Regions from separate parts of the Homo sapiens genome. Here region 2 is linked to region 1. A link is a loop called in an ENCODE intact Hi-C map of the cell type or tissue named here. Cell type or tissue: ascending aorta. All regions are shown on one strand.

Region 1 (2,500 bases):
AGGAGTTTGAGACCAGCCTGGCCGACATAGTGAAACCCCATCTCTACTAAAGATGCAAAAATCAGCTGGGCATAGTGGTGGGCGCCTGTAATCCCAGTTACTTGGGAGGCTGAGGCAGGAGAATCGCTTGAACCCGGGAGACAGAGGTTGCAGTGAGCCAACATGGCTCCACTGCACTCCAGCCTCGGCTAGAGTGAGACTCTGTCAAAGAAGAAAAGAAAGAAGAGAAAGAGAAAGAGAAAAAGAGAGAGAAAGAGAGAGAGAGAGAAAGACAAGGAGGGAGGGAGGGAGAGACAGAGAGAGAGAAAGAAAAAGAGAGAAAAAGAAAGAAAAGAAAGAAAGAAAAGAAAAGAAAACAAAACAAAAGAAAAGAAAAGAAAAAAGAAAGAAAGAAAACAGTGGTTCTCGGCCCCGGTTCTAAGAGAAAACAGCTGGATGACTCTGAGTGTGGAATTTGAAGTTTGTCACTTCCCAGCTTCGTGACCTTGGGCAAGCCTTTTAGTCTATAAAAGGGAAAGAACAAGCCATTTCCTCCCAGGTTGGTGTCAGGATTAGAGGAGCCGCCAGAAGCGCCTGGCACGGGGCACTCACATGTAGCGTGGGCCCCCTTCCTGATCAGTTTCCTGATACAGCTTCACAGGTTTGTCAGGGAGAGACACACAGTGGAAGTTAAATATGTGTGCATAAGAACTACAAAGTGATTTCAGGGCCAAGGGGGAAAGGTTTTCTCCTAAAGCATTTTAGACATTTCTCCCACAGTCTGATTTACCCTAGAGGAAGTGGGATAGTTATGAAGTATTTTCCAAGCAAAGCGAGTAGAAATCCTGAAAGAACACTCGCCCCCCAGCTGGGCTCTGCGGGATTCCCCTGGGCTCTGCTTGACCCTTGTTGTCCCACAGCAGGAGGTGGCATTTCTGCCACACCTTGTGAAGGAGGCTTTAGGGAAAGCAGTTCATAAACGAAGTCATAAATGTATCCACGACACTTGGCAAATCTTTTTTTCCTGGCCACGGGTGTGCTTCCGTAATAACAACTGCAGGGAAAGGAATCTGAAGGGAAGCCACTCAGGCCACCACCAGAGGGCGCATGTGCATTGCAGATGGCGCCCTCCTCTAGGAGGAGTGAGGACAATGGGTGGGATGGAAGGAAGCCTCTCCTGCAGGGCCACCCACACCATGGAGAAATCAGTGCCAGCTTGAATAATAGTCATGGCACTGTGCTGACCACTTCCTCGATAGCACCGCACTTAACAGCCACGACCCATGGGGCAGGTGCTGTTACCATCTCCCTTCTGCAGGTACGAAACAGGCTCCCAGAGGTGGGAAGGTTTGTCCAAAGTCACCAGGCCAGGCCTCAAATCCAGGGCTCACCACAAAGGGCTAGGATGGAAGACCACACGGAAGTGGCTGCTGTCCACTGCGACACCAAGTGCATCAGCAGGCACTCAATAAATATGTGAGCAACAGACAAGCGGAACCACAAATGTCCCAGAATTAGGGTGCAGTTTGATTTGGAAAGGAACAAAGAGAAAGATGCTACATTCATTGAATATCAAAGAAAACAAAGTTCCCATATAATGAGGGAGGTTTTCGTTGGGATGCAGGCCTGCAAAGGTCTGGGCTGAAAAAGACAATTCTAAAGCCAGGAGAGACGCTGGTGTCAAGGGTCAATAGAGCCAGCTCTGTGTAGCTTCAGGAGTGACAACGGTTCCCTTTTTGAATGAGCACATCGGATTTCTTACAACTCATGTTCTTCCGATTGAATCCGCGTCGGTGATGACATCAAGGCAGTTGTTGCTTCTGAGAATCCACAGGTAGATGCGCAGGAGCCTGAGTTATCTTCCTAAAAAGCCACCCACCTGGGCTGGGCTCCTTTGTCGCTCCCTTGATTCCCAGCAGTGAGGGGAGAACGTTTTGGGCTGACTTCCTCAGAGAGTCTCTAGATTTATAAAACGCCAATGACAACTACAGGAACCAGTCCCCACTGAGGGACCATCTGCCAAGATGTCAAGAGTTACTACACACCCTGTTTCACTCTTGCTCAGTTCACAGAGGGAGACCCTGTCCCCAAGTCCTGGTGAGGTCTGAGGGAAGAAGGTTCCACTAGGGGACTGGCATATCCCCACTGACGTCAGCCTGCATGCACGTTCCAGACAAAGGCAGAAAGGCCCGGAGCTTGCTAACCACATCGGTTCTGTTTGCTCTGATAGAAGCTGTGGAATGAAGGCTTTGTCTTTGCTTTAGCTGAACCCCTCTGCTGACTTGTCTACCCTTGTTAGACCTGGGCAGGCTGAATTGCTTCCTGAACCCCTGGGTCTGGAGTGTCACCAGTTAATAATTAATTGGGTACTAGTTACAAGCAGGGGACACAGGCAGCATGAGTCATTGTCCCTACTTGGATGAGTCAAGGCCAAGCCAGGCTGTGGGTCAATAGTACCTTGGCAATTTGGAACATAACCTGCCCAAGGTTTTCTGCCAAAATCCTGACTACTCCCTGGATA
Region 2 (2,500 bases), 66 kb after region 1:
AAGTACTTAGCACGCTGCTTCCCTCATAAGCCTCTCGGAATGGCGGCTATTAGTACTCATCATTCAGAGCCTTTCTTTAGCCACTAACACTTCTTGAGGATTAGAATAAAGACTGAAACAACTTTTTCTTGATACCATCCCATTTCGGACAAGCAGCATTACAACCCTTATCTCCCCTTCCCTCTTTGATCTTCATTAGCAATACTCTAAGGCTTAGATCCAGAATACAGGCATTTGGTTGTCTTTCCATTACATAGTTTATTGTAAGAACAATTTTTGACATTTGCATTTGTTTGCTAATCAGACTTATAACAATAATTTAAACTGCTCTCTAGTTTTATGGAATCTGGTGCTTATGTTAGCTACTCTTGAGCTCTGTTTTAACTCTTGAGCATCTAAGACATGTCTTTAAAATGAATTTTAAAGAAAGGAGCATGTTTGTATACTTCCCTAAGCCCCTGCACATCTGAGAATGTCTTTCTGATTGGCTTCACAGACAAAAGGCAACTCAGCTGAGCATAAAATTGTTTGGGTTGCTACATAACCCCCAAATTTTGTAGAGGGTTCATAAACTTACTTGATAATCGAAGAACTTTTAATGCTTCAGATTCTCAGGCTCCACACGTAGGTTGGTGTTATGGGGCCTGGGAATAGAGCCAAATTTTTTTTTAATTCCCAGATGTTTTAATCTTCTGACAGGTTCTGTAAACACAGTCTCTTTGTTATACAGAACAAGTCTAAAGTCGACTTAATTTTTGTTACTTTTTTCTCTGTTTGGATGAAATGCTTGTCCCCCTCTTATCGTTGTTATTCTTTATTATTCCCAGGGTATGCTCAGATGTGGCCGTCTCTTTCTGAGTTTGTTCAGAATGTGGTTGAGTGAGGCCTTTGATATTCACGCACAGTCCCTCGTGAGCACGGGGTTTCCTTCCATCACAGTTTGGATGACGGATCACTGATTTCAATAATCACCAACGCCAAAAATCTGAATGTGGGTGGTCAGTTCCATCTTCCACATGTATAACCCTGTCTCTTGTTCTTCTTTTCTCATATTTTCCAGAATCTTTCTCGACTTGTTTCACCCTGACTCATATCACTGATTTGATTTTCCATGGCATTTGTGTTGTTTTCTGTGGCTGTTCTAACAAATTATCACAAACTTGGTGACTTAACACAACAGAAAGTCATTCCCTCAGTTCTGGAGGCCAGAAGTCTCAGGCTCACTGGGCTGAAATCAAGCTATCGGAATGGCCGCACTCCCTCTGGAGGCTCGAGAGGAGAGCCTATTTTTTTTTTGTCTCTGGTGGCTGCCTGCATTCCTTGTTTTTGGCCTCATCACTCCAGTCTGTCGCCATGGTCATGTCGCTTTCTCTCCTATCATCACATCTCCTTCTTCCTGTCTCTTACAAGGACACTTGTGATTGCAATTAGGGCCCACATAGATGACCCAGTATAACCCCCATACCCCTCAAGATCCTTAATTTAATCAAATCTGCAAAACTTTTTTTTTTTCCATGTGAGGTAACATTCACAAGTGCCAAGGATTAGGATATGGAAAACTTTTGGAGGCCATTATTCAGTTTACTATACATGAATACTTTTCTATACTCTTGCTAATTTGGATTTTAGTTCTGCTATTGGATCCTTAAAACCTTTCCTTATGGAATCCATCTCCTTGCTTTTCCCTTTCTGTTGCTTTTCCATGTCAAATATCCTTTCTTCACGTTTTACTGTTCCTGGCCCTGGGAGACCATGTCCTTTTGCTGTATACTGAGGATGCCACATATTTTCCCAAAACTATCTTCTGGAGTCTGCTGTAGATGGTTTTTCAAAATAGAAACTCCATCTCAGTCTACAGAAGCTCTTGCTTTTACCTTGTTCTGCAGGACTTTTCCACAGCCTTTTTTTAGTCTTTATGCATCCTTAAACAAGGAAACATTTGTCCAGCTATTATGAGTGGACTGACTGTCGGCCCGTTTTCTATCCACCTGTGTAAAGGATCGATCTCTCCTTCTCATACCCACCTTGGGAAGGCACAGAGAAAGAGCTCTGCTTCCAGTCAACTTGAAACCTTTCACTCCACTGAGATCCCACTGAACAGGGGTGATGATGAACAGTAAAAGTCAGGCTGGCTGCTGACCAAAGACTAGGAAACACTTCCATATACAAGCTTTTTTTCCCAACAGCAAATTGCCTATTTAATGCCACTTTTTAAAAAGCTGAAACATTTAACCTAATTTAAGATCTGAGGCTCCACAGGAAAGTCCATTAGAAAGTTAATGACTTGGCTTAACTGCAGGAGATAAAACTAAAGTAGACTAGGCAATTTTATTCCTGGAAAATTTGGAAGAAAAGGCAGGGGAACAGACTGAAATGTAGAAAGAACCAATGAAGAGGAGAAAGAGGATTCAGTTGAAAGTGTTTTCCAGATGTTGGTACCCTGCTAAGCCTTGATTATATTATTTTACTTACATCTGCAAGTTTCTCCTTGCAGACACAG

The links. Hi-C counts contacts between places; a loop is a spot of excess contacts. Peaks named below come from ENCODE experiments on the same cell type or tissue, not always from the same donor. Only the 100,000 strongest peaks of a DNase experiment are listed, where the experiment ranks them.
Region 2: it touches region 1 in a loop (4-fold over the local background); 6 of 110 quality-filtered maps call a loop at or near these places.

Annotation. Positions count from the first base shown.
Region 1 is chr7:36,290,236-36,292,735 of GRCh38, reverse strand. The region is part of intron 6 of EEPD1 (endonuclease/exonuclease/phosphatase family domain containing 1); the gene reads right to left. Among named protein-coding and RNA genes, the nearest start is that of MATCAP2, 76 kb to the left of the region's middle. RefSeq lists a silencer at 402-696. In ascending aorta, a CTCF peak has its summit at 1,070 (motif pointing right); DNase peaks (open chromatin) are centred at 545, 1,065 and 2,415; H3K4me3 peaks cover 1,096 bases; H3K27ac peaks cover 2,500 bases.
Region 2 is chr7:36,223,847-36,226,346 of GRCh38, reverse strand. All of the region lies in intron 2 of EEPD1 (endonuclease/exonuclease/phosphatase family domain containing 1), which reads right to left. Among named protein-coding and RNA genes, the nearest start is that of EEPD1, 72 kb to the right of the region's middle. In ascending aorta, a CTCF peak has its summit at 1,236; no DNase peak of the experiment used is centred here; H3K4me3 peaks cover 830 bases; H3K27ac peaks cover 1,797 bases.